2 separate regions of the Homo sapiens genome follow, and region 2 is linked to region 1. A link is a loop called in an ENCODE intact Hi-C map of the cell type or tissue named here. Cell type or tissue: sigmoid colon. All regions are shown on one strand.

Evidence for each region. Hi-C counts contacts between places; a loop is a spot of excess contacts. Peaks named below come from ENCODE experiments on the same cell type or tissue, not always from the same donor. Only the 100,000 strongest peaks of a DNase experiment are listed, where the experiment ranks them.
Region 2: a loop joins it to region 1, with 2.4 times the contacts of the local background. A loop is called at or near these places in 8 of 110 quality-filtered maps.

What each region holds. Positions count from the first base shown.
Region 1 is chr1:21,175,555-21,178,054 of GRCh38, forward strand. It overlaps EIF4G3 (eukaryotic translation initiation factor 4 gamma 3), which reads right to left and starts at 1,343. Exons shown (of 37, transcript NM_001391906.1): 1 at 1,168-1,343; 2 at 621-804. RefSeq lists an enhancer at 1,258-1,307. In sigmoid colon, no CTCF peak of the experiment used is centred here; DNase peaks (open chromatin) are centred at 293, 747 and 1,427; H3K4me3 peaks cover 2,030 bases; H3K27ac peaks cover 1,382 bases.
Region 2 is chr1:21,021,347-21,023,846 of GRCh38, forward strand. All of the region lies in intron 4 of EIF4G3 (eukaryotic translation initiation factor 4 gamma 3), which reads right to left. Among named protein-coding and RNA genes, the nearest start is that of MIR1256, 34 kb to the left of the region's middle. RefSeq lists an enhancer at 1,054-1,198, a cis regulatory region at 1,121-1,131 and a silencer at 1,270-1,564. In sigmoid colon, no CTCF peak of the experiment used is centred here; a DNase peak (open chromatin) is centred at 1,125; H3K4me3 peaks cover 663 bases; H3K27ac peaks cover 275 bases.

The DNA of each region.
Region 1 (2,500 bases):
CTCCTCAGATCTCTACCACAAACCACATCACAACTCTCCCATTACTAAAAAAAATTATCCAGAGGAACTGCTTTCTGTACATTTTCACCTTAGACTGAAAATCCAACATACCTCGGAAACGAGCTGATTGGTTTCAAACAAGAAATTTACCGATAAAGTTTATTATGTACTAATAATAATTATGGAAGCCCACTGTGTCCCGCTGTAGGGGGAGCCGAGGGGAGGTGAAGAGCAGGAGGGTGTAATCCTCACAACAACCAGAGAAAAGCCTTCCCTGCAGGGTTGGTCCCAGGCACCAAGCAAATTCTGCCCAATAAAGGGGGGGAGGGTACCTTAGGGGAGGAGGGGAGAAGGGACCCCAAGCTCTAAAAGGAAGGGGCTGCAGAAGCATGGCCAAGTGGGGCTAGCTTTCACAGTATTGCAGAGGGTCTGGGGGTCCCCCCGCAGTGCTGCTGCCGGGGCACCCCAAAAGCTCCGCCCAAGCCCGATGCAGGGGCTTGAGCCGCTGTCCCTTTCCTGGCTGGGCTGTGGCGGCCGGCAGGAGGGTCCCCTGGGCTGCGGGGTCCCCCTGGACTGCGACGACGAGAACCGAAGGGCCGACAGGAAGGTGAAAAGGATACTGTTGGGGCGCCTGAGTCTGGAGGGCCCTGATGTTCGGGTGAGGAGGGGGGACCGCTGCCGCCGCCGCCGCCGCCGCCGCCGCCGCCGCCGCTGCTGCCGCCGCCGGGTGAGGAGGCGGTACCGCTGCTGCCGCCGCCGCCGCCGCTCCGGTGCCGGGTCCGGTTCCTGCTGCAGTCGCTGTGCCTGATTTCAGAGCCGGTTTCTGCGGTAAACTCATGGCAAAGCGAAGCCACCAACCCCCCCAGAGCGGGACCGGGCGCGCCGGGGTGCAGGGGCCGGGGGCAGCGGGGGGGCGGGATGGGGGCAGACCCGGGGAGGCGGCGGGAGCGGGGGGCTGGGGGGAGCCTGGGGGGAGGAGGAGGAGGGGGCCGGGGCCGGTCACACACGCCCGACGCCGCCGCCGCCGCCGCCGCCGCCTCCGCCGCCGCCGCCGCCGGCAGCAGCAGCCGCCCCGCGGGCCAGCACCACCGGCTGCCGGTCTCCGTGACAACGCGACCCCAGGGGGGGGGCCGGACCCGGCGGGGGCAGGAGGCGGAGAGACCGGACCTTTCACGGCAATATCCTCATGGGCCGGCGGCGGGGGATCTTTATCCCCCTCCCCGGAGGAAGCGGCGCCCTTCTCGGTAGCGGGGCTCAGGCGATGCCGGTGGATTTTCTTCACTCAACGAGCAGAGCATCCAACATGGCGCTGTGGCCGCCTCCAGCAGTCCGGCAGGACGGCTGCTCGGAAAACTTCGGACTTTTTCGGAATGGCTCGGGAAACCGAGGGTGGGAAGCCTCTTCGGCTCTTTCCGGAGACTGCTAGGGGTCGGGATTCTTCGGAGACGCTCGGGTGCGTCCTCGGCCGCCGTTCGGGAGGGCTCAGGGGCTAACTCGCTTCCTCGGCAAAGATCGGCGAGGGAGGCTTCGCTGGCTTACAGCGGCGCGGGTGCGGGGCGGAGGGAAAGACCAAAGGCGAGGTCTGGCTTGCGAGAGTCCTCCCCTGCGGCCCAGCCTCGAAGAACAATGGTAATGGCCCCGGAGTCGGCTGTTCGCTGAGCCCCGCTCGCAGGGGCGGAGAGGCAGCGGCGAGGCGAAAAACCCCTGGAGAAGGAACCGCTTAACCGGAATGGAACCCGTTGGATAGGGACCCCCCGCGGGGACTTCGCGTAACCAATGCCACCCGCCGGCCTGTAACCCACGCATTTCACACCCATTGTGTCGACACTTCCTCAGACGCTCTGAGAGGTGAATGAGGAGCCCCATTTCCAGAGGACACAGAGGAAAAGTGACTAGCCCAAGGTCACCCTATCGGGAAAGGACAGAGCCTAAATCTAAATGCCACCTTCATCTGGATGAACCTTGCCGCCTCCCATATTGGCTGGGGACATGACCTGAGCCGCCATATCTAATCAGCAGCCTTAACTGAGCTCTGTGGATGGATTCAAACCTAGGCCTTCCCCAGGACTGGAGCGCCCTTTGACCAGCAGCCAGTGATCAGCTCCCCAATGTCCTATGCTGGGTGACATTTGTTGATAAGGATTTTCTTCCCAGCTAGACCTGCCAAGATCACTCCCACCCCCAACCCCGCACACCCCACTCCTTAGCAGGTGCCTTGTCCTAAGCACAGTGGCATTGAGTGGGAAAGAATGGCAGGCATCGGCCGGGCGCGGTGGCTCACGCCTGTAATCCCAGCACTTTGGGAGGCCAAGGCCGGTGGATCACTTGAGGTCAGGAGTTCAAGACCAGCCTTGCCAACATGATGAAACCTCGTCTCTACTAAAAATACAAAAATTAGCCAGGCGTGGTGGCAGGCACCAGCTACTCGGGAGGCTGAGGCGGGAGAATCACTTGAACCCAGGAGGCGGAGGTTGCAGTGAGCTGAGAGAGTGCCATTGCA
Region 2 (2,500 bases), 150 kb before region 1:
ATGCTACAAATGCTGCACCTCTGAGAGCAAGAATACTCAAATGTCAAAAAGAATAAACCATAACAACTCACAATTTCTCAGACAATGAGCAGATTATGATTATTATGTAAGCTCAGGCTTCCAAGTGCTCTCTCCTTCAAAGCCAAGCATGTAACAGGTATACAGCATAACAGTAACCATACTCTGACATACTTAAGATTCTTTCTTTCTTTTTTTTTCTTTATGTGGAGACAGAGTCTTGCTCTGTCATCCAGGCTGGAGTGCAGGGGTGCAATCTCGGCTCACTGCAACCTCTGCCTCCTGGGTTCAAGCGATTCTCCTACCTCAGCCTTCCAAGTAGCTGGGACTACAGGCGCGCAGCACAATGCCTGGCTAATTTTTGTATTTTTAGTAGAGACAGGATTTCACCATGTTGGGCAGGCTGGTCTCGAACTCCTGAACTCAGGTGATCCACTTGCCTCAGCCTCCCAAAGTGCTGGGATTACAGCCATGAACCACCGTGCCCGGCTCTGACATATTTAAGACTCAATTACAGTACATGGTAGGCACAAACCTTCAGTACAAGATGAATAAATCAAGAAAATCAAAGTAAAACTATTGCTACTATAATTTAATATTAACATAAAATCCAGCAAATACGTAAATTTCTATTTCAAAACAACATTTGCTATAGCCTCACAAAAAGGTTCCTATATGAAAATTTTGGTGCAAAAATACCTCAACGATGGCACTAAGCACCGAAAATGCATATCTGTCCAAAGTATAATCTAAAATGGTACAGAATTATTTTATGGATAATTTAAAGGCTATCTTCTTTTGCTACCTTTCATTTAAATACCAAAGATTGCACCTTAACAATGTAAGAAATGAAATAGTACTGGCTGACTATATATCCAGTTATTTATAAGGGAAAGCACTCAATGATGGGTGTCCATTATGATTTTTCTATCTGATTATGCTAAATGTAGTACAAAAACCCCACAAGTTATTTTTAGGTCATCACTGAGTTGGTTAAATAAACATTATGTCTGCCTGTGTAATGTGACTCCCGTAGTACTTACTCTGTCGAGAATAAACAGACATCATGCACACTGAATCATATGAGACAGGTTCAGAAAACAGCTGAGTCACCGACCATTAGCCCTTTACTTCCTGTTCACAGTAACACAGTGGAAATTTCTACCTCACCACAACATCAGGCTTCTTTTCCCATTCCCACTAATAAGTTATACTTTCCCTCAATAACACCAACCAGTTTGTGTTAAAGCTCAATTTAGACATCACATAGTTCTATTATGTTCTAATATTCCCAACCCACACACCAAGTTCCTGACAATACAAAAACAAAGACAAGTAACATTAGGAGGTTAATTAGGTTGGCATGCGTCATCACAATTAAGCTAGGTCTATTTGGAAAAAACCAAGTCTCTCCAGTTGACCTACAGGTGGAAGTATTACAGTATCACCTCACTGTCCATGTAGCTTGTACTTTTTTGATATGGCCAACAGATCCCCTAGGTTTTCTTTCTAAAGCTTCCCTGAATTACATGGTAAATGTTCTTTTACTATGAATAACAAGCTTTAAAGCAAAATCACTTTCAGTTTTCTTTCCTTCGAGGATGCTAATTAGTAGTACCCTCAGTTAAAAACATTAGGCACGCAAAAACTTTTACTCACATTAGAATGAAAAAAACTCTCAAACTATACTTGACTTCAGATGTAGCAATCTAACAAGTTTGTGAGTTTTTCTTTTTTGTTTGCAGTAGCAATTCTAAGTCATGGAAATCAAGTTGAAAAAGACACGATTCCTATGCACAGGGATTTACAATTTACCTAACAACAGTAAAAATGACATAGAAAGTGGTGTAAGGGCTCTCCCTCTCCCTCCCCCTCCCCTCCCCCTCCCCCCCTCCCCCTCCCTCTCCCTCTCCCCACGGTCTCCCTCTCTTTCCACGTCTCCCTCTCATGCGGAGCCAAAGCTGGACTGTACTGCTGCCATCTCGGCTCACTGCAACCTCCCTGCCTGATTCTCCTGCCTCAGCCTGCCGAGTGCCTGCGATTGCAGGCACGCGCCGCCATGCCTGACTGGTTTTGGTGGAGACAGGGTTTCGCTGTGTTGGCCGGGCCAGTCTCCAGCCCCTAACCGCGAGTGATCCGCCAGCCTCGGCCTCCCGAGGTGCCGGGATGGCAGACGGAGTCTTGTTCACTCAGTGCTCAATGGTGCCCAGGCTGGAGTGCAGTGGCGTGATCTCGGCTCGCTACAACCTACACCTCCCAGCCGTCTGCCTTGGCCTCCCAAAGTGCCGAGATTGCAGCCTCTGCCCAGCCGCCACCCCGTCTGGGAAGTGAGGAGTGTCTCTGCCTGGCCGCCCATCGTCTGGGATGTGAGGAGCCCCTCTGCCTGGCTGCCCAGTCTGGAAAGTGAGGAGCGTCTCCGCCCGGCCGCCATCCCATCTAGGAAGTGAGGAGCGCCTCTTCCCGGCCGCCATCACATCTACGA